Regions from separate parts of the Homo sapiens genome. Here region 2 is linked to region 1. The links are chromatin loops, found by intact Hi-C in ENCODE. Cell type or tissue: heart left ventricle. All regions are shown on one strand. Each heading gives the region's core, and the rest is flanking DNA. Links, peaks and the distances in the headings are about the cores only.

Evidence for each region. Hi-C counts contacts between places; a loop is a spot of excess contacts. Peaks named below come from ENCODE experiments on the same cell type or tissue, not always from the same donor. Only the 100,000 strongest peaks of a DNase experiment are listed, where the experiment ranks them.
Region 2: it touches region 1 in a loop (2.2-fold over the local background); 10 of 110 quality-filtered maps call a loop at or near these places.

Annotation. Positions count from the first base shown.
Region 1 is chr14:93,135,665-93,146,476 of GRCh38, forward strand. It overlaps the pseudogene CYB5AP3. Among named protein-coding and RNA genes, the nearest start is that of ITPK1, 25 kb to the left of the region's middle. RefSeq lists an enhancer at 2,400-2,899. In heart left ventricle, for the core only: CTCF peaks have their summits at 2,488 and 3,696 (motif pointing left); DNase peaks (open chromatin) are centred at 2,397 and 3,672.
Region 2 is chr14:93,030,344-93,038,343 of GRCh38, forward strand. All of the region lies in intron 3 of ITPK1 (inositol-tetrakisphosphate 1-kinase), which reads right to left. Among named protein-coding and RNA genes, the nearest start is that of ITPK1-AS1, 33 kb to the right of the region's middle. RefSeq lists an enhancer at 4,072-4,767. In heart left ventricle, for the core only: a CTCF peak has its summit at 4,216 (motif pointing right); no DNase peak of the experiment used is centred there; H3K27ac peaks cover 2,335 bases.

The DNA of each region.
Region 1 (10,812 bases), core at 1-8,000:
ATCCAGGCAGGCCTGGCCCCAGCAGGGTTGGTGGAATAGATCACAGCAGCTTCCTCCATGTCGTGCCTAGGAAAGCCCGCAAAGGATTTTTAAGGTCTAGTGGGAAGAGGAGGGAAAGGCATCTTGGTCTTTTGTGTGTGTGTATGTGGAGGGGGCATAGGTTATATGCAAATAGCATCTTCATGTTGGAAAGCCTGGCTTGAAGCTTCTGGACAACTTTCCTGACATGCCTCTACTCACCCCAGCACTCTCTCCACCATGGCCCCCCATTCTGTATCCATACCCCTGGCTTACAGAAAGTTCTTCCTCCCTTTGTGCCTAGCCTTCGATTCCCTCAGGGTGGCATCAGATCTTTTTATCTTCTAACCTAAGACGGAGGCCGCCCTGAGGAGTGTTAACATTGCCCTCCATCCCTGTCTCTGGCTGTTGTTCAGGAGTGCCGGGTCATGTCAGGACACGTGGAAAACCGGCGAACTTTCCTCCCTTGGAAGGTCCTTCTCACCCACCCACCCGCTGGTCCTCTCTCTTCAGGCCGGAACAGTCCCCTGTCCCTCCAGTGGAAGCCCCTCCCCCATGTGGATGTTGTCCTCAGGGCCTTCTCCAGGACATCCTGGGCATGCCTGGCCCCCTGGCTGGCTCAGAGCAGAGCTGAATTCCCTCCTGAGGAGGTATACAGCAGTCCATGCAGCCTTGGGTCCAGTTTGTCTTTTTGGCTGGTTCTTCCTTTTTTTTTTTTTTTTTTGAGACAGAGTCTTGCTCTGTCACCCAGGCTAGAGTGCAGTGGCACAATCTCAGCTCACTGCAACCTCCACCTCCTGGGTTAAAGAGATCCTCCCACCTCAGCCTCCTGAGAAGTTGGGATTACAGGCATGCACCACCATGCCCCGTTAATTTTTGTATTTTTAGTAGAGATGGGGCTTCACCATGTTGGCCAGGCTGGTCTCAAACTCCTGACCTCAGGTGATCCACCCGCCTTGGCCTCCCAAAGTGCTGGAATTACAGGCGTGAGCCACTGTGCCCAGCCTTGGCCGGTTCTTCCTTATTCACTTGGTCGATGAGGAAGCTAGGAAGCTGAGGTTAAGGGGCCGCCCGAAGTCACACAGCCAGCCAGTGGCCGACTTAATACCTTGAACCCAGGTCTTCTGGCTCCTAGACTAGACTTCTCTCGACTGTAACACACTGATCTGCCTAAAGTGCGTCCAGAGGGGTATATAGCCCGGTGGTTCTGCGCATGGACAGCGAGGGCCTGGTATTCAAAACCCAGGCCTTGCGCTCAGTGGGTGTGACATTGATAAAGTTGCCCAGCCTCTCTATTGAGCCTCAGTTTCCTTATTTGTCAAGTGAGGATAATGACAGTGCCTAACCGAAGGGAGTTCCTGGAGGATCAAATGAGAGGACGCTTATGCAGTACTGGTGCAGTGCCTGGCTGGCAGGAACCATTGTCAGAGTAAAATCGAACCAATGTGAGCCCAGGCACGGTGGCTCACACCTGTACTCTCAGCACTTTGGGAGTCTGAGGCGGGCAGATCACTTGAGGTCAGGAGTTTGAGGCCAACCTCGCCAACATGGTAAACACCCTGTCTCTGCTAAAAATACAAAAATTAGCCAGGCATGGTGGTGCACACCTGTAATCCCAGCTACCTGAGAGGCTGAGGAAGGAGAATTGCTTGAACCTGGGAGGTGGAGGTTGCAGTGAGCCGAGATCATGGTGGGACAACAGAGTGAGACTCCATCTCAAAAAAACAAAATAAAACAAAAACACAATGTGAGCAAAGAAAGAGATTCAAAAATCTCTATGTTGTCCAAAATTGGGAGTTGGATTTAAAAGTGACTGAAGGTAGGTCACTTTGAGTAATCTCAGCTACTCAGGAGGCTGAGGCAGGAGAATCACTTGAACCCAGGAGGCAGAGGTTGCAGTGAGCCGAGATCGCACCATTGCACTCCAGCCTGGGCGACAGAGCAAGACTCCATCTCAAAAAAGAAAAAGAACTGATTCCGAACACTCTTTAACGTAGAGTTCTAAGGATGGAAACTAGGGAGGGCTTGGATACCACTCATTTATCCACTCCCCCTTGGCGAGCCCAGTCATTGCCAGGCACTGTTGTTGGCATTGGGGGTACACCAGCGGAAGAAACAAAACCTTGGCCAGGCACAGTGGCTCACGCCTGTAATCCTGAGACTTTGGGAGGCCGAGGCAGGAGGGTCACTGGGGCCCGGGAGTTCAAGACCAACCTGGGAACATAGTAAGACCCTGTTTCTAAAATATATATATACATATGTGCTTCTACGTCGCCCCGCCCCTGAGCCGGCCGCCCAGCCCCTGGTGTGGTGCCTGGCGAGGGGAATGTCCCAGGTGGAGCTGGCGGAGTCACAAGCTCTACTCCACCCGACGAGGCTGTGTGTGCTGGGCCTGGCTCGCAGCCAACCGAGACGGCCGAGCAGCTGGACGAGGCCGTGAAGTACTACACCCTAGAGGAGATTCAGAAGCACAACGACAGCAAGAGCACCTGACTGATTCTGCACCACAAGTGTACTATTTGACCAAATTTCTGGAAGAGCATTCTGGTGGGGAAGAAGTCTTAAGGGAACAAGCTGGAGGTGACGCTACTGAGAATTTTGAGGATGTCGGGCATCTTTGAGATGCCATGGAATTGTCCAAAACATATATCATTCAGGAGCCCCATCCAGACGACAGACCAAAGTTAAACAAGCTTCGGAAACTCTTATCACTGCTGTTGATTCTAGCTCCAGTTGGTGGACCAACTGAGTGATCCCTGCCATGTCAGCAGTGGCCGTCGCCTATCAAGGCACACATGGCAGAAGGCTGAACCTCCTCAGAAGCCAGTGCAGGAAAATCCTGCTTTAGACACAGGCAAAAAGAAGCCAATGCTAATTACTCCAACTGACAGAAAACTTCTCTTGAAAAAAATAATTTTAACATATCTCTTTTTCTTTCTGCCTACATTAGAAATAAAACAAAAAGAACTGTCTTTTCTGCTCTCGGATTTTTCGAGTGTGCCTTTTATTCATCTACTTTATTTTGATGTTTCTTTACTACGTAATTTACTGATTGTAAGCATGATCTTTTACAAATATATCCGGCTTTTAAAATACAAAAATATAGGCTGGGCGCCGTGGCTCATGCCTATAATCCCAGCACTTTGGGAGGCTGAAGGGGTTGGATCACAAGGTCAGGAGTTCGAAACCAACCTGGCCAATATGGTGAAACCCCGTGTCCACTAAAAACACAAAAAGAAATTAGCCTAGCGTGGTGACACATGCCTGTAATCCCAGCTACTTGGGAGGCTGAGGCAGAAGAATCGCTTGAACCCGGGAGTCAGAGGTTGCAGTGAGCCGAGATGGCACCACTGCACTCCAGCCTGGGTGACAAGCAAGACTCCGTCTCACCAAAAAAAAAAAAAAAAGTATATGTATATATATATATATACACACACACACACACACACACACAAATATATAAACACACATACACACATACACACACACATCATTTTTAAACAGAAAGAAACAAAGCCTTGCCCTCCTGCAGCCCACACTCTAGTCGTGGAAACAAGCCATACACAAACAAAAAATGCAGACTGCAATCTCACGTGGTCAGTGATGGGTGAGGAGAAACAGAATAAAACGAGGGCCTAGATATGGTTCTCGCCCAGGGTGGCAGCGCCGCCTAGTGTACATTTTTTAAATTTCTATAGGTTTTTTTCTAGTTGTCCCATTGACTGGGGGCACAGCAGGCACTCAGCTGGCTGGAGTCAGACAAGCCAGACATGCTGCGATGCACAAGATAGTTGGAGAGGTGAGGAGATGAAAACTGATCTCCTCACGTGACTTTAGAATGTCTCAGCAGACATCCATGCATGTGAAAATTCTGTTTGTAAGTATTTGAGCCTAGAACCTCACTTGGTTTTTGTTTTTTTGGTTTTTTGGTTTTTTTTGAGACAGTCTCGCTGTCTCCCAGACTGGAGTGCAGTGGCGCGATCTCGGCTCACTGCAAGCTCCGCCTCCCTGGTTCACGCCATTCTCCTGCCTCAGCCTCCCGGGTAGCTGGGACTACAGGCGCCCGCCACCACGCCTGGCTACTTTTTTGTATTTTTAGTAGAGACGGGGTTTCACCATGCTAGCCAGGATGGTCTCGATTTCCTGACCTCATGATCCACCCACCCTGGCCTCCCAAAGTGCTGGGATTACAGGCGTGAGCCACCGCGCCCTGCCCCTCACTTGGTTTTATAATCAAGCACGAAGTATTTTGTACACAGATTTATCACTCAGTGAATTTCCAGGAATTCAAGAACTTTGTATATGGAGGGAAGGCTGTACTTCGTTTTGTTTGGGACTCCACCGAGAGTTTTTTATTGTTTTAGGAAATCACGTCTCTGCCGATTTCAAGTCAACATCTCACAATCTCTATCAGTCTACGCATATTTGCAGATAGCCACCAGGGCATTCATTTACTGAAGTTATGTATTCAATTATTAAAAGTTAATTTCCGCCAGGCGCAGTGGCTCATGTCTGTAATCCCAGCACTTCGGGAGGCCAAGGCGGGCAGATTGCCTGAGGTCAGGAGTTTGAGAACAGCCTGGCCAACATGGCGAAACCCTGTCTCTACTAAAAATACAAAACTTAGCCGGGTGTAGTGGCGCATGCCTGTAATTCCAGCTATTCAGGAGGCTGAGGCAGAATTGCTTGAACCTGGGAGGCAGAGGTTGCAGTGAGCTGAAATCATGCCACTGCACTCCAGCCTGGACAACAGAGTGAGATTCCATCTCAAAAAAAAAAAAAAAAAGTTAATTTCCTGACTGGGCTCAGTGGCTCATGCCTGTAATCCCAGCACTTTGGGAGGCCGAGGCAGGTGGATCACCTGAGGTCAGGCGTTGGAGACCAGCCTGACCAATATGGTGAAACCCCATCTCTACTAAAAATACAAAAATTAGCTGGGCGTGGTGGCATGTGTCTGTAGTCCCAGCTATTCGGGAGGCTGAGACAGGAGAATTGCTTGAACCGGGGAGGTGGAAGTTGCAGTGAGCTGAGATCATGCCACTGCACTCCAGCCTGCGCAACAGAGCAAGACTCTGTCTCAAATAAATAAATAAATAAAATTTTAAAACTTAATTTCCTTTTCTTTCTTCCATAAATTACACTACATCCTATTGATTTTTTAAAGTGTATGCTTAGGTAGATTTTATTGCCTGTGAATTTATTTCATGCTTTTAAAGGGGAGGGCACATTACTATGTGTTATAAAAAGGGCGTATTTGATCTCACCGGTGGTGGGCTGAGAACCAGGGGAGTGGAAAGGGGTCGAGCAGGTCAGAGGTCAGGGCAGATGTGCCAATGAGCAGAGGCAAATGGAGGAAGGCATGAGCCATGAGCATGTCTGGGAAAGGCTTCTGGAAAAAGGGAACAGTGAGTGTCAGCTCATCTCCTGCAGGGAAAGAGGGAAGCACCATAAGGCCTTGTCAACTGTGGCCAGACCAGGAACTCTCTTCCCATCTCCTTGGTCAGTGCTGAGGATTCAGTGTTGAACTAGCAGGACAGGTGTGTCCCAGGGTCAGGACCAAGCAGGGAGAAACATCATCTGATTTCCTTTTTTTGAAACAGAGTCTCGCTCTGTCGCCCTGGCTGGAGTGCCGTGGCGCAATCACAGCTCACTGCAGCCTCGATCTCCTGGGTTCAAGCAATTCTCCCACCTCAGCCTCCTGAGTAGCTGGAATCACAGGCAGTTGTCACCATGCCTGGCTAATTTTATTTTTTTGGCAAAGATGAAGTCTCGCTGTGCTGCCCAGGTAGATCTCAAACTCCCGGGCTCAACCGATCCTCCCACCTTGGCCTCCCAAAGTGCTGGAATTACAGGTGTGAGCCACCATACCCGGCCCTTGATTTCCTTTTTTGTTTATTTTTTTATTTTTTGAGACAGAGTTTTGCTCTTGCCCAGGCTGGAGTACAATGGCGCCATCTGGGCTCACCGCAACCTCCACCTCCTGGGTTCATGCAATTCTTCTGCCTCAGCCTCTGGAGGAGCTGGGATGATGCCTGGATACCTTTTTGTATTTTTAGTAGAGACCGGGTTTCACCATGTTGGCCAGGCTGGTCTCAAACTCCTGACCTTGGGTGATCCACCCACCTTGGCCTCCCAAAGTGCTGGGATTACAGGTGTGAGCCACTACACCCGGCCCATTTCTTTTTTTTTTTTTTCTTTTTTGTGACAGAGTCTTGCTGTGTTGCTCAGGCTGGAGTGCAGTGGCACAATCTCAGCTCACCACAACCTCTGCCTCCCGGGTTCAAGCGATTCTCCTGCCTCAGCCTCCTGAGTAGCTGGGACTACAGGTGTGCACCACCATACCCAGCTAATTTTTATATTTTTAGTAGACACGGAGTTTCACTATGTTGGCCAGGCTGGTCTTGAACTCCTGACCTGGTGATCCACCTGCCTCGGCCTCCCAAAGTCCTGGGATTACAGGTGTGAGCCACTGAGCCTGGACCAATTTCCTTTTTTTCTTTTTAAAAAACAAAACAAAACAAAAAAACCTCACCACAGCTGCCTGATGGAGAATGCCTGGGAGATTACTGCAGGAGTCCAGCCATATTGTGACTTAGATCAGGGCAGAAGAGACGGTTGGATTTGTGATATATTTTCAAGGTCAGACCCACAGAATTTGCTGACAGAAGTGTGATTAAAAAAAAAAAATGCATGGTGGCACATACCTATAGTCCCAGCTACTTGAAAGACTGAGGCAGGAGGATGGCCTGAGCCCAGGACCTTGAGACTAGCTTGGACAACACAGTAAGACCCCCATCTCTTTAAAAAATAATTAAATTTAATAAGACTCCATCTCTTTAAAAAATAATTAAATTTAGTAAGACCCCCATCTCTTTAAAAAATAATTAAATTTGGTAAGACCCTCATCTCTTTAAAAAAAAATTAAATTTTAAAGTTAAAAAAAATTTTTAAAAAAATACTGCAGTCAAGCACCTACCCCTCCAGGAAAAGATGGTAGAGGGAGACAGCTGGCTAACCCACAGGGGATATTCAGGTTTCCAGTTAGAAGGTTATATTGAGAAAGGTTTCACATTTTGAAAACACAACAGATCTCTAAAAACACAAAAGATGAAAGGTTTTTTGAAAACTTACTAGTATATTTTTAAGTTGGGAGGTAGGTTTGAGGGGCAGGGGAACTGTTGTTATTGTTATGTTTTTTGAATTACATATATGTGACATATTTTCTCTTGTATGTGTTAAATATTACATAATAATACCTTTTGAAAAAGCTTGGCACTGACATCATTTGTGAACCTGGGGCTTTATTTCCTGGACAAAGCCAGAACTAGCCAGAGCATGGGCAGCCTCAGACAGGCAGCGGGAGGTCAAAGGAGCACCGCAGTGGGGAACAGGGCAGTAGCGCTGGACTTGGAGAATTCCCAAATTAATGTTTGCCCTGTGACCTCGGGCAGGTTCCTCCACTTCTCTAGACTCAGTATCCTCATCTAGAAAACAGGGACAATAATAGTGCCTCCTCCTACTAGTGCTGTGAGGACTCAGAAGAGGTAACAGGCCGGGCACGGTGGCTTACACCTGGAATCCCAGCAATTTGGGAGGCAGAGGCAGGAGGATTGGTTGAGCCCAGGAGTTCGAGACCAGCCTGGACAACATGGCAAAACCCTATCTCTTCTAAAAATATTAAAATTAGCTGGGCATGGTGGTACGTGCCTGTAGTCCCAGCTACTCGGGAGGCTGAGGCGGGAGAATCCCTTGAACGCAGGAGTTCAAGGCTGTGGGATTACACCATTGCACTCCAGCCTGAGCGACATAGTGAGACCTTGTCTCTATGTTAAATAAACAAAATTAGCCAGGCATGGTGGTGCACACCTGTGGTATCAACTACTAGAGGGGCTAAAGGGGGAGGATCACTTGAGCCCAGGGATTCAAGACTAGCCTGAGTAACATGGTGAAACTCCGTCTCCACAAAAAATACAAAAATTAATCAGGTGTGGTGGCACACACCTGTGGTCCCAGCCACTTGGGAGGCTGGGGTGGGGGAATCACTTGAGCCTGAGTGGCTGAGGCTGCAATGAACCATGATCATGCCACTGCACTCCAGCCTGGGTGACAGAGTGAGACCCTGTCTCAAAAAAAAAAAAAAAAGAGAGATCATATACACAAAACCTCTCACACAATGCCTGGCACATCGAGTCATGCTAACACAAGGTGATAGACGTTGCTTTAGTCATTGCAGTGGTACTTGAGGATAGAGTTAAAAGAAGGGGGTTGCCAGGCACGGTGGCTCAAACCTGTAATCCCAACACTTTGGGAGGCTGAGGCGGGTGGATCACCTGAGGTCAGGAGTTCGAGACCTTCCTGGCCAACATGGTGAAACTCCGTCTCTACTAAAAAGACAAAAATTAGCCAGGCATGGTGGGGGTGCCTGTAGTCCCAGCTACTCTGGAGGCTGAGGCAGGAGAATCACTTGAACCCAGGAGGCAGAGGTTGCAGTGAGCTGAGATCATGCCATTGCACTCCAGCCTGGGCGACAAGAGCAAGACTCTGTCTCAAACAAAACAAAACAAAAAGAAGGGGGTTGGTTGGTTGCTCTCGAAGAGCAGCTACCTTAGCATCAGGCACCCTAGAAGCGGTTGGACGCCCACCCTGGGGGTGTTGGAGAAGCTTCAGGTTTCGTACCTTCAGCCTTCTTCAAAGGTGTACGGCAGTTCAGCCCCTTCCATTACCTTCTTTCTACAGGCAGGACACAAATTCAATATTCCATCCTCCCCGAGGCCCCATGTTTTCTCCAGGAGGTCGGTTCATGTTGCACCTATAAGCAGGCTAAATGGGAAGCCATATTGTAAGGAGGAGGCTATTTGATGGGCAAGGGGAGCAGAGGGGTTGAGACTATTTCATTTAAAAATTGTTTGAGACAGCGTCCCGCTCTGTGACCCAGACTGGAGTGCAGTGGCGCGATTATGGCTTATGCACCCTCGACCTCCCAGTCTCAAGTGATCCTCCCACCTCAGCCTCCTGAGTAGCTGGGACCACAGGTACATGCTATCAGGCCCAGCTAATTTTTTTATTTTTTGTAGAGATGGGTCTCACTTTGTTGCCCAGGCTGGTCTCAAATTCCTGGGCTCAAGCGATCCTTCCGCCTAGGCCTTCCACAGTGCTGGGATTATAGGCGTGAACCATGGTGCCCGGCCAGATTGATACTATTTTAACTTGCGACTTTGGTCTCTTTCCCTTTCCCCTGGTCACGTCTGAGGACTCGGCCAGCTTATCTGGGGAGTCAGGCAGGAGGAAGAGACCTGTGTGGGCAGAGGATGGGTTCATACAGGGGACTGAGCAAACATGGTCCTCAAATTCTTCTGCAGCCTCAAACTCCTGGGCTCAAGAGATCCTCCCACCTCAGCCTCCCAAGTAGCTGGTACTACAGGCGTGTGCCACCATGCCTGGCAATAAAGTATGTTTTGACGGGCGAGAAAACTAAATCTCAGAAAGACAAAGTGACTTGCTCACAGTTATAAGCCATAAGGGATGGAGCAAGAATGGGAACCTAGATCTCTGAGACCCCAAAGTACAGGTTCTTCCCCTGGTACCATATTTGAGGTGCTCCTCTTCCTTCGCCCAAGGCACTTCCCCACACCCTGAGCCCCCTCATCCCACGGATGCTGGGAATATACTGGCCATGGTGACTCCTCCTCCCCCACTTCTGCGTGTGCCAGGCCTATCTTTGGTTGGAATCTTCGTCCCTTACCAATGCTAATGCCATCCTCAATGGCACCTTTGTGCTTAGACAGCTGGGCTGTGGCTGTAGCTACACTGTGATCTCTTTTTTTTTTTTTTTTTTTTTTGAGACAGAGTCTCGTTCTATCACCCAGGCTGGAGTCCAGTGGCGTGATCTCGGCTCACCGCAACCTCCACCTCCTGGGTTCAAGCAATTCTCCTGCCTCAGCCTCCTGAGTAGCTGGGATTACAGGCATGCACCACCATGCTCAGCTAATTTTTGTATTTTTAGTAGAGATGATGGGGTTTCACCATGTTGGCCAGGCTGGTCTCGAACTCCTGACCTCAAGTGATCCGCCCACCTCGGCCCCCGAAAGTGCTGGGATTACAGGCGTGAACCACTGCGCCCGGCCACCATGAGCTCATGATTAGAAATTAGATGTTGGTACACACCTCAATCACACCTCAGTCATCCTTGTACTCATAACTAACACAATAATAGGTGCTTCCCCTGAGAAGCTCCAGTGTAGTAAAGGACTTGAAAATCAACATAAATTTGAAAATGCTAAATCCTGAGATAGAAGCATGCTTGGGGTAGAGTGGGACACACAGGATGCAGGAAAGACTTCTGAGTAAAGAAGATATTTGGTCCATGAATATCTTGAAACAACATGCATATGATTTTGTGTCTGTGTGTTTCTTGCGCGAGAAAGTCCATGATCTTTATCAGATTCTGCAAACGATCGACAGCTCATTAAGCAGAGTCTGGGCCAGAGATTGAGAAGGCTAAGGGGCCAGGGCATGGAGATGGGGTAGCATGAAAGAGTCTGGACGTACAAGAAGGACAAGGGCCACCACTCGGAGGAGCACGGACGTCACTCTTAGGGCAATAGACAGTTATTGCCTAGGTGGGTCTCGGTTTTACTCATGGCCTGTGTCATGTAACCCTCAGAGTTCTGGTAAGTCTCATCATATCTAAGGGACACAATGAATAGCCGAGAACAAGCTTCCTACAAACATCAGGGGAGGCCTCTCACAGGCAATCTACTGGGTCTCAAAGCATGAAGAGGAATTTGCCCGGCA
Region 2 (8,000 bases), core at 1-8,000, 110 kb before region 1:
TTCTTTACTCTCCTCTGGTTTTCTCAAAGCCTCAGTTTGTGTGAGTGATGCATGGGAAAGACAACAGGACTTGTTTTCTTTTCTTTCTTTCATTCATTCATTCATTCATTCATGCACTCATTCATTGAGTAATTAAGTGAACAGAGTAAGTTTGTGCCTAGCATTGCTCAAGCTCTGAAGATGCAACGTGAAGATGACCGCCAGGTCCCTGTCCTCAGTGCTCATACTCACAGCCTAGTGTGGGAGACAGACAACAAACAAGCAAAGGAAGCGACTGGAGGCACCACCGAGGGCTGCAACATCAATGAAGTGCAGAGGGCATGATAGGAAAGGGGGGCACTCGTCAGAGAAGGCCTGGTACAGGCTAAACTGTGTCCCCAAAAAACGGTATGTTGAAGTCCTAACCCCTAGTACCTCAGAACGTGACCTGGTTAGGAAATGGGGTCTTTGCAGATGACCTTTGTTAAGATGAGGTCATTCCAGAGCAGGTAGGTCCCTAGTCCACGATGACTGGTGCTCCTATAAAAAGGGGAAATTTAGACACAGACCCGCACAAAGGAGGAACATCGTGAGGAGATGAAGGCAGAGATGAGGGCGGTACTTCTACATTCCCGGGAACGCCAAAGATGGCTGGCAATCCACCCCCAGCAGGGAGAGATGGCTGGAACAGGCCCCGCTGCCTCGGAAGGAGCCCCACTTGGGATCTCAGACTTCTCACCTCCGGAACTGGGAGGGGTGCATTTCTGCTATTTAAGCTGCCCAGTTTGTGGCCCTTTGTGACAGCAGCACTGGCAAATGAATCCAAGGCCTCTCTAAGGAAGGCCTGGGCAAGAAGAAGGCCCAGGAGAGACCTGGGGAAGAATGTTCTGAACTAAGAAGAAGGCAAGTGCAGGGGTCCCGAGCAGAGGAGGCCAGCGTGGGTGCAGGGGACGGGGGACAAAGAGGTGGGGGCACGATTGGAGTCAGTGTCCTCAGAGTGGGGGAAGCTGGCAAAAGGCCATGAGTGAGGGAGTTAGATGCCTCAGTCCCTTTGGAGAGACCGCTGTGGAAGTTAACACAGGTGAGGTGTCAGCACCTTGCCTGGTACAGGCTGTAAGCGCTTCATACATGGCAGTTGCCATTTTTATGGCCTCATGGAACAAGGGACTTAGGTAAGATTTTCAGAAACCATGATGCTTCGAAGACAGCAGCGGGCCAGGGGTCAGGAGCCTGGCACTGACTTGCTGTGGGACCTCGAGCCATCATTTCCCTTGTCTGGAAGCTGGGGGCCTGGGCTTTAATGAGGGCCATAGACCCCCCTAAGGCCTCCTGGTCTGGCTCCAAGAGGTGGTGGTAAGAGAATAAGTGCCCATCCCCAAGTGGGATTCCGACTTCATGTCCCCAGACTCCTCCCTTCCACACCCTGGCTTCCGGCCTGGGATGTTTATTTTTGCTGACAATAAAAAACATATTTCAATGTTTGCTTTATCTCCATGTTCCCCCTAGAATGGCAACTGGCAGCCCCGGCCACAAGTGGCAAAGAATTCTCCAAGTCAAAAAAATTTTCTATGCATCCTTTTTAACAATAAGGAGGGAAACTCTGACTCAAACTCCTACAAAGCCTGCATAGATTATTATTTAAGCCCTGAAGCTGTACTCTTTCTATATTCATTGCTTTCCAATCCGAAGAGAGCATTCCTTGAGGCAGTTTTCCAAACTGGTATTTGATATAATAGTAACAAAGCAGCCGGGTGCAGTGGCTCACGCCTGTCATCCCAGCACTTTAGGAGGCTGGGGCGGGCGGATCACTTGGGGTCAGGAGTTTGCAACCAGCCTGGGCAACACAGTGAAACCCCATCTCTACTAAAAGTGCAAAAATTAGCTGGGCATGGTGGTGCATGCCTGCAATCCCAGCTACTCGGAAGGCTGAGGCAGGAGAATCACTTGAACCCAGGAGGCGGAGGTTGCAGTGAGCCGAGATTACGCCACTGCACTCCAGGCTGGGCGACAGAGCGAGACTCCATCTCAAATAATAATAATAATAATAATAAAGCATTAACAACCTTTTAAACATCACATGAAAAGGGGAAGTTCAGTACTCAAAATCATTTGCAAAGACTCGGTTGCGTCAAGCTAAGCAGCAGCAGAAGCTTTCCTGCAGGACTTCTCAGATACTTTAATATGTTCACTTGCACAGAGATTTGCAGAGAGGAAGAAGCTGACACTGAAACCCTTGCATACTCACTTGGGAGAATTCCAGAGAATGCTGCCAGGTCACAGAAATTTACTGACCCACATCTGACCTGCCCCACCCTCAATGGGAGGAAGTCCCCCAGGGACCACATACACACCATGCTGGGCGGGGCAGCTTGATGCCCTTGAATATCTTCCGATTAGCCTCATCTAGAAGGCACATGTCCACCCAGCTCTGGCTGTGACCCTGGTGAGTTGCTGGGACTCACGAAGGGGCCATCGCACTCTGCAGACTGCAGCGTACTCCACAGCTCTGAGCAGCTGCTCAGGGAATCGGGTGACAAAGGCCAGCACGGATCGGATCGTGCACCCTGCAAAGCCAGCCCTTTTCTCTAGGGGGTGAGCCCTTTAGCAAAGGAGCTGGTGGGCTTCATCTCCCTGGGCAGCAGTTGTGAGCTGCTGAGAAGGCATGGACACAGAGACACCTAGAGAGACTCAGGGTGAAAGCAGATCTGTGCCAATGCCCTGCCAGGGCTTGGGAAAGGTATAAGCATCGGTTTTCCCAGGGTCTACAAATGAAATCAGCACACTCAAATTTGTTGGGTCCCAGTTTTTGCTCAGAGGCCTGTGATTAAGTGTCATTTGTTATTCCTGCAATCCTACAGGTGAGAGTAGGACCGAAGGTCATCTCAGCCAGGCCTAGGGACAGGGTCAAGGGAGGTTTCCTGGGGTGGGTGATGTTAAGATAAACCAACTGTGCATTGGCACAGCAGTGCCTCAGGGACTCTGAGGCAGCAGCCATGTGACCTGTGAGCCTTGTGAAAAGGAGAATAAGAAAAGCTGGATCTGCTGCAATAACTTCCTAACCAGAGAAGGAAGGAGGCTTCCTCAAAGCCCCACAACAGCCAATGCCCCCCAACATTCCCCACCACCTCCTCTGGGCCAGCCCTGCTGAGCACAGACATCAGAACCAGGGTCTAGAGAGGGACCACTGATGAGTAATCAGTCAACAGTGACCACCCAGGAGTGAGGGCCCCAGGACAGGACTGGTAGAGGAACAGTGGGAGCCTTGGGGCTGGGAGGCTCCTGCTGAGAAAACCAAACAGCACTTCATGGAGGAAGCCAGGCCAGACAGGAGGTAAGAGGTACGTGTCTAAGGAAAGGCAGAGAGGAGAAAGAGGCGCTAGAGAGAGACAGACACACACCCACTGGTCCCCAGGGCCTCAGGAACCAGGGAGGGTTTCTCCTGGAAGAGAACGGAGTGTGTGAATGTGCGTGCCTGTGCATGTGGGTGTGTGGTGGGGCACAGGAGGGCTCTCGGGCAGCACAGGGGTAGCTAGGTGGAGAGGTCTAGAGCTAGGGCAGGAATGATGCAGGGGAGGAGACAGAAAGAGAAGCAGGACTGCACAGCAGCTGTGGGACTGGGGACTGAGGATGGGGCAGGGGGCAAGCACAGGACCTCTTCTGGTGAGGGGCAGGGGTGAGGCACCAGCTGGCAGCCTTTTTCCAAACTCAGGAATGGGGGAGAAAGAGTGGGCTCTGATGCTGGGAGCCCCCAGCTCCCTATCCAAAGTGTAGCCCCAAAAGCCGTCTAATACTTCCCCATGGGTCCCTGGTAAGCCCTGCCCCGACACCTTCCTCCCAGGTGCCCTCCCCCACATCCTGCCCCCAGCACACTGAACTGGGAGGTGGCTTCAGCCACACAGCACCTGCAGCAGCCGGGGGTTCCCATGGCAAACCACCCACCCCCAACACTCCCCCACCCCCTGTCGGAGCAGGAAGATGCTCTGGAAAACCTACCCTGACCAGAGGCAAAGTGACTGGGCTCACAAAATGCAAAAAGGCTCCTGAGTCTCTTGATTCTGACCCAGAAAACTCTTCTGGGGGCCCTACAGGCCTCCTCAGAGGGCGACTCCGGCCCCTCTGCCCAGTCTGTGCCTTCACTCCTGTATTTCTGTGCTTTTCCTCTCCAAGAATAGAATGGGGAGGCGGGCTCCACCACAGCTGGCCCCCACTGGGCTGGGAGATCTGTCTGCTCTGCTCCCCACTAGAGGGCAGGCCAGCCTGAGCTGCCTGGGGGCCCCTGGGACCTCCCACATCCTGCATGAAGGTGGGGACTCAGTGAAAGCCTATGGCTAAGTGGGCACATAATGACCCACCAAGCAAGGGAGAAGCAGACACTGAGATGGAAGCGGCAGCTGTGCCCACTGAGGGAGGGTGAAGAAGCCAGTTTAGCAGCGGAGAAGGCTGGCATGGCCCCAGCACACACGGGCAGTGGGCAGTGGGCAGTGCCAGTGCCCAGGGGCTATGCCCTGTGTGGGCCTGCACCACAGGGCCGAGGATTCAGTGGTTCCCTCCAACCTGAGGTCCTGGCCCTCCCATCACCTATGGGGCCTGGCAGGCCTTCCCTTCTCCAGCCCCACCCCAGGTAGCACTGACGGGCCTGGCCTCTGGGCACCTGCACCTACAAAGCAAGTCCTACAGGGTGAACACACCTCCTTCTTTTGGGTCCTGCCTCTTCTCCGCTAGGTTCTAGGGGCTTCAGGACAACAGCCTGCTGTCCTCTGCCCACCACCCCCTCTGAAACACACAGATGAGCTCACCTGAGCTCTCAGCTCACTAGGATGCTGATCTGTGGGACCTTGGTCACATTACGTTGCAGACATTCATTCAACAAATAGAGACCAGGCACTCGCTGTGGACTTCATGCTGCACCAGGGCAGCAGGGATGGCCTCAAGGGCAGACATGGTTGGCAGTTGGGCCAGTGAGGCAAAATAAAATGGAGGCTCTTCCAGAATGACCCAAAAGAGTGCAGTGAGCACACAAAGGCAGGCACAGGTATTCACGCTGGGCAGTCAAAAGCCGACTCAAAGGAGATGGCAGGTAAGCTGAGCCTTGAAGGACAGTGGAATGCCTCCCTCATCTCCCATGGGTGTGTATATCTGCACATGTACACCAGAGAGCCCCAAATCACCAGTGCAGACTGATGTGCTATGGAAATTCTGCACTGAGAAGCCAAGGGGAATGGGAGGTCAACAAATGGCCAAAGAGGCCATGCTGCCTAGGAAACAGGACGGGAGGGAGGGAGGGAGGGGGCTCAGGCCGCAGAAACCTGTCTGGCTGCTGTGACACTGGTGAGTGGGAGGCAGTGGTCTACCAGGCACTGCATGAGGCCCAGAATGGGAACAACCATGGCTGTCCAGGGCCTGGTGCCCGACAGCACCGTGAACAGCTGCCTCACCCTCCTGGGTACCAGGAGGTGGCAGAGGCAGGTTTCAACCCACCCAGGTCGGTCTGGACCAGAGCCTCCTGCTTCAGTTACTGGGCCTGTCACCTCCCACCAGAAACCAGCTGGGCCCAGGGCCTAGCCAGGAGACCAGAGAGGTCCAAGGCCTGGGCTAAGGGTGGCAGGCCCAGGTGGATGTATGTGGTGCCAAGTGGCTGCCTCTTCCCAGCCTGACTCCGGCACGTGATGACTAATTTGAATTGTTCTAATTCCTGAGGAGCATCCTCAGAGTTTGGAAACAGGTGGGAGGAGCACTCGCCAAGCCCAAGGCCACCCTTTCCAAGAAAGGGCTACGAAAGCAATGGTGGCGTCAGTGAGACCTGCCCCTCCCCAGGAGCCCAAGGTCCCAGGAGCCCAAGGTCGGTAACTTCAAGAGCTGCGGGGAGCAGAGGCCACAACCGGAGGGACACTGTCCCCGTCCTACTGGGAAGGGCCGCTCCTATAGCAACCAGCCCTGCCCCAGGAGGTCCACATGGTGCAGTGGACTGCAATGTCTAAAGGGCATCCGGTTGAGGCCACAAGGTCATGCTCTGTGACAGCGTGAGAAGAACTGCAAACATCTCACTGAGGTTTAAGATAAACCAAAGATGCTGAGAGAACAAATGTGACAGGCTCCTCAGTATTCACGGCTGCTTTCCCGCACGTCAGACACAGCCAACAATGACAAACACGTGACCTCCTCCGAGAGGCTGGTGGGAGCACGTGCCCCATTTGACCCCCACGGCTCTTGCTGTTTGCTGGTGGCAGCCTCTCCACACCCCCTAACCCCCAGCCACTCTCCCCGGCGTTCTGTGGCCCACACCCCTCATGACTCACCAGGCTCAGCACCCCAGGGGCCGGGTGAGGGCTCTCCCCCAGGAACACTGCCCCTATTCTCTGGGCTCTGGGATCGTTACCAACAACCCGCACCGCATTCTCTCCCACTCATCTCAATACCGCAGGGGAGGATGCAGCCCCCAGAACTTGGAAATGCCAAGAAAAATCCCCCCAGAGCAGAGCAGAGAAGGGCTGAGAGATGCTGACAGCTGCCAAAAAGGGACCTACCTGCTGTCAAGGGGTGGAAGCCCCAAACCTCAGTGCTTGTGACTGTCAGAGAGCTGGGAAAGCCACGGAACACACAGAGCCTCCCGGCTCGGCGACAATGCCCTGGCTGTTCCCCCGGCCCCCACCCCCTAACAATGCTCCTTTTTTCTTGGGCACTGACCCTCACTTATCAGGGCTCTGTCCTCAGAAGAGCCTGCAGGCCCAGGCAGCTGGACCAGGGAGGCCCTGGAAGGCTGTTCCCCTGCTCCCTGGGTGGCTCCTGCTCTGAGCCAGGCCAGTCCCAATCCCTGGGGCCTACACAGGAAGCCCCGGAACCACAGCAATTCTCCCTGCCAACCCTCTGACCCCGGGACAATGGCATCTCCATGCCCCTTGCATGGTCAACAGGGCAGTGTTGATAGGAAAAGAGGAGACCAGCATTTCTCAGCCTAGGACGTCAGATCCTGCCTGCATTTCACCATGGGTGTGTGTGGGTGTGTGTCTGCCTTTCTTTCAAACAGATGGTCAAGGTCAAACTCACTGAAAATTCAAAATTTGGTAAGAGTTATTAAAGGTATTTCAAGGAATGTGACGGTTGGGTTTCACTGCTGGAATAAACAGCAGCCACTGGCTGAAGGCGCAGGTAAGCTTCAGGATGTAGCCCCAGGCCCCAGCCACCTAGATGCACCTTACATGCTCACCTGAGCAGCCACCTGCAAGGCTGGCTCCCACTTCACAACGGGAGTCCAAGGCCAGGCCCAGGACTCAAGAACTCCTACTGGCGAGCCCGGGGCTGAGATTCAAACTCAGCTTCCTGACAAGGTGTGGTCCGGATGTTAAAGACAAGGAAGACAGAAGAGTGCCACCTGGGGCTCTAGGAACCCTTAACATGACCCAGCTGCCTCCTGCAGTGGAGATGGTGAGACTCAGGCAGAATAAAGATACCAGCTGTGTCTATAAAGTAATACAGCTTTTCAAAAAAACTGTCTTTTTTCTCTGATCAAATTAATGTCCATTGTAAGAGATGTTTATATCTCCAGTTATTTACTCAGGGATCGAAAAATTTTAACTTAATCTCAGAGATAGCCTGTAACATTTGTATTACATAACGTACTCCTCCAAGTTTTTAATATTTATCTTTGCTAAAACTGAAATTATACTACACAAACATCTGGATCCTACTTTTTAATTAACAAACTATAAGGAATATATTCCTGTGACATGACATATTCTTTTTTTTTTTTTGAGATGGAGCCTTGCTCTGTTGCCCAGGCTAGAGTGCAATGGCACAGTCTCAGCTCACTGCAACCTCTGCCTCCCAGGTTCAGCCTCCCAAGTAGCTGGGACTACAGGTGTGAGCAATCACACCCAGCTAACTTTTGTATTTTTTGTAGAGACGTGGTTTTGCCGTGTCAGCCAGGCTGGTCTCAAACTCCTGACCTCACGTGATCTGCCCACCTCAGCCTCCCAAAGTACTGGGATTATAGGTGTGAGCCACCACGTCCAGCCAACATTGCA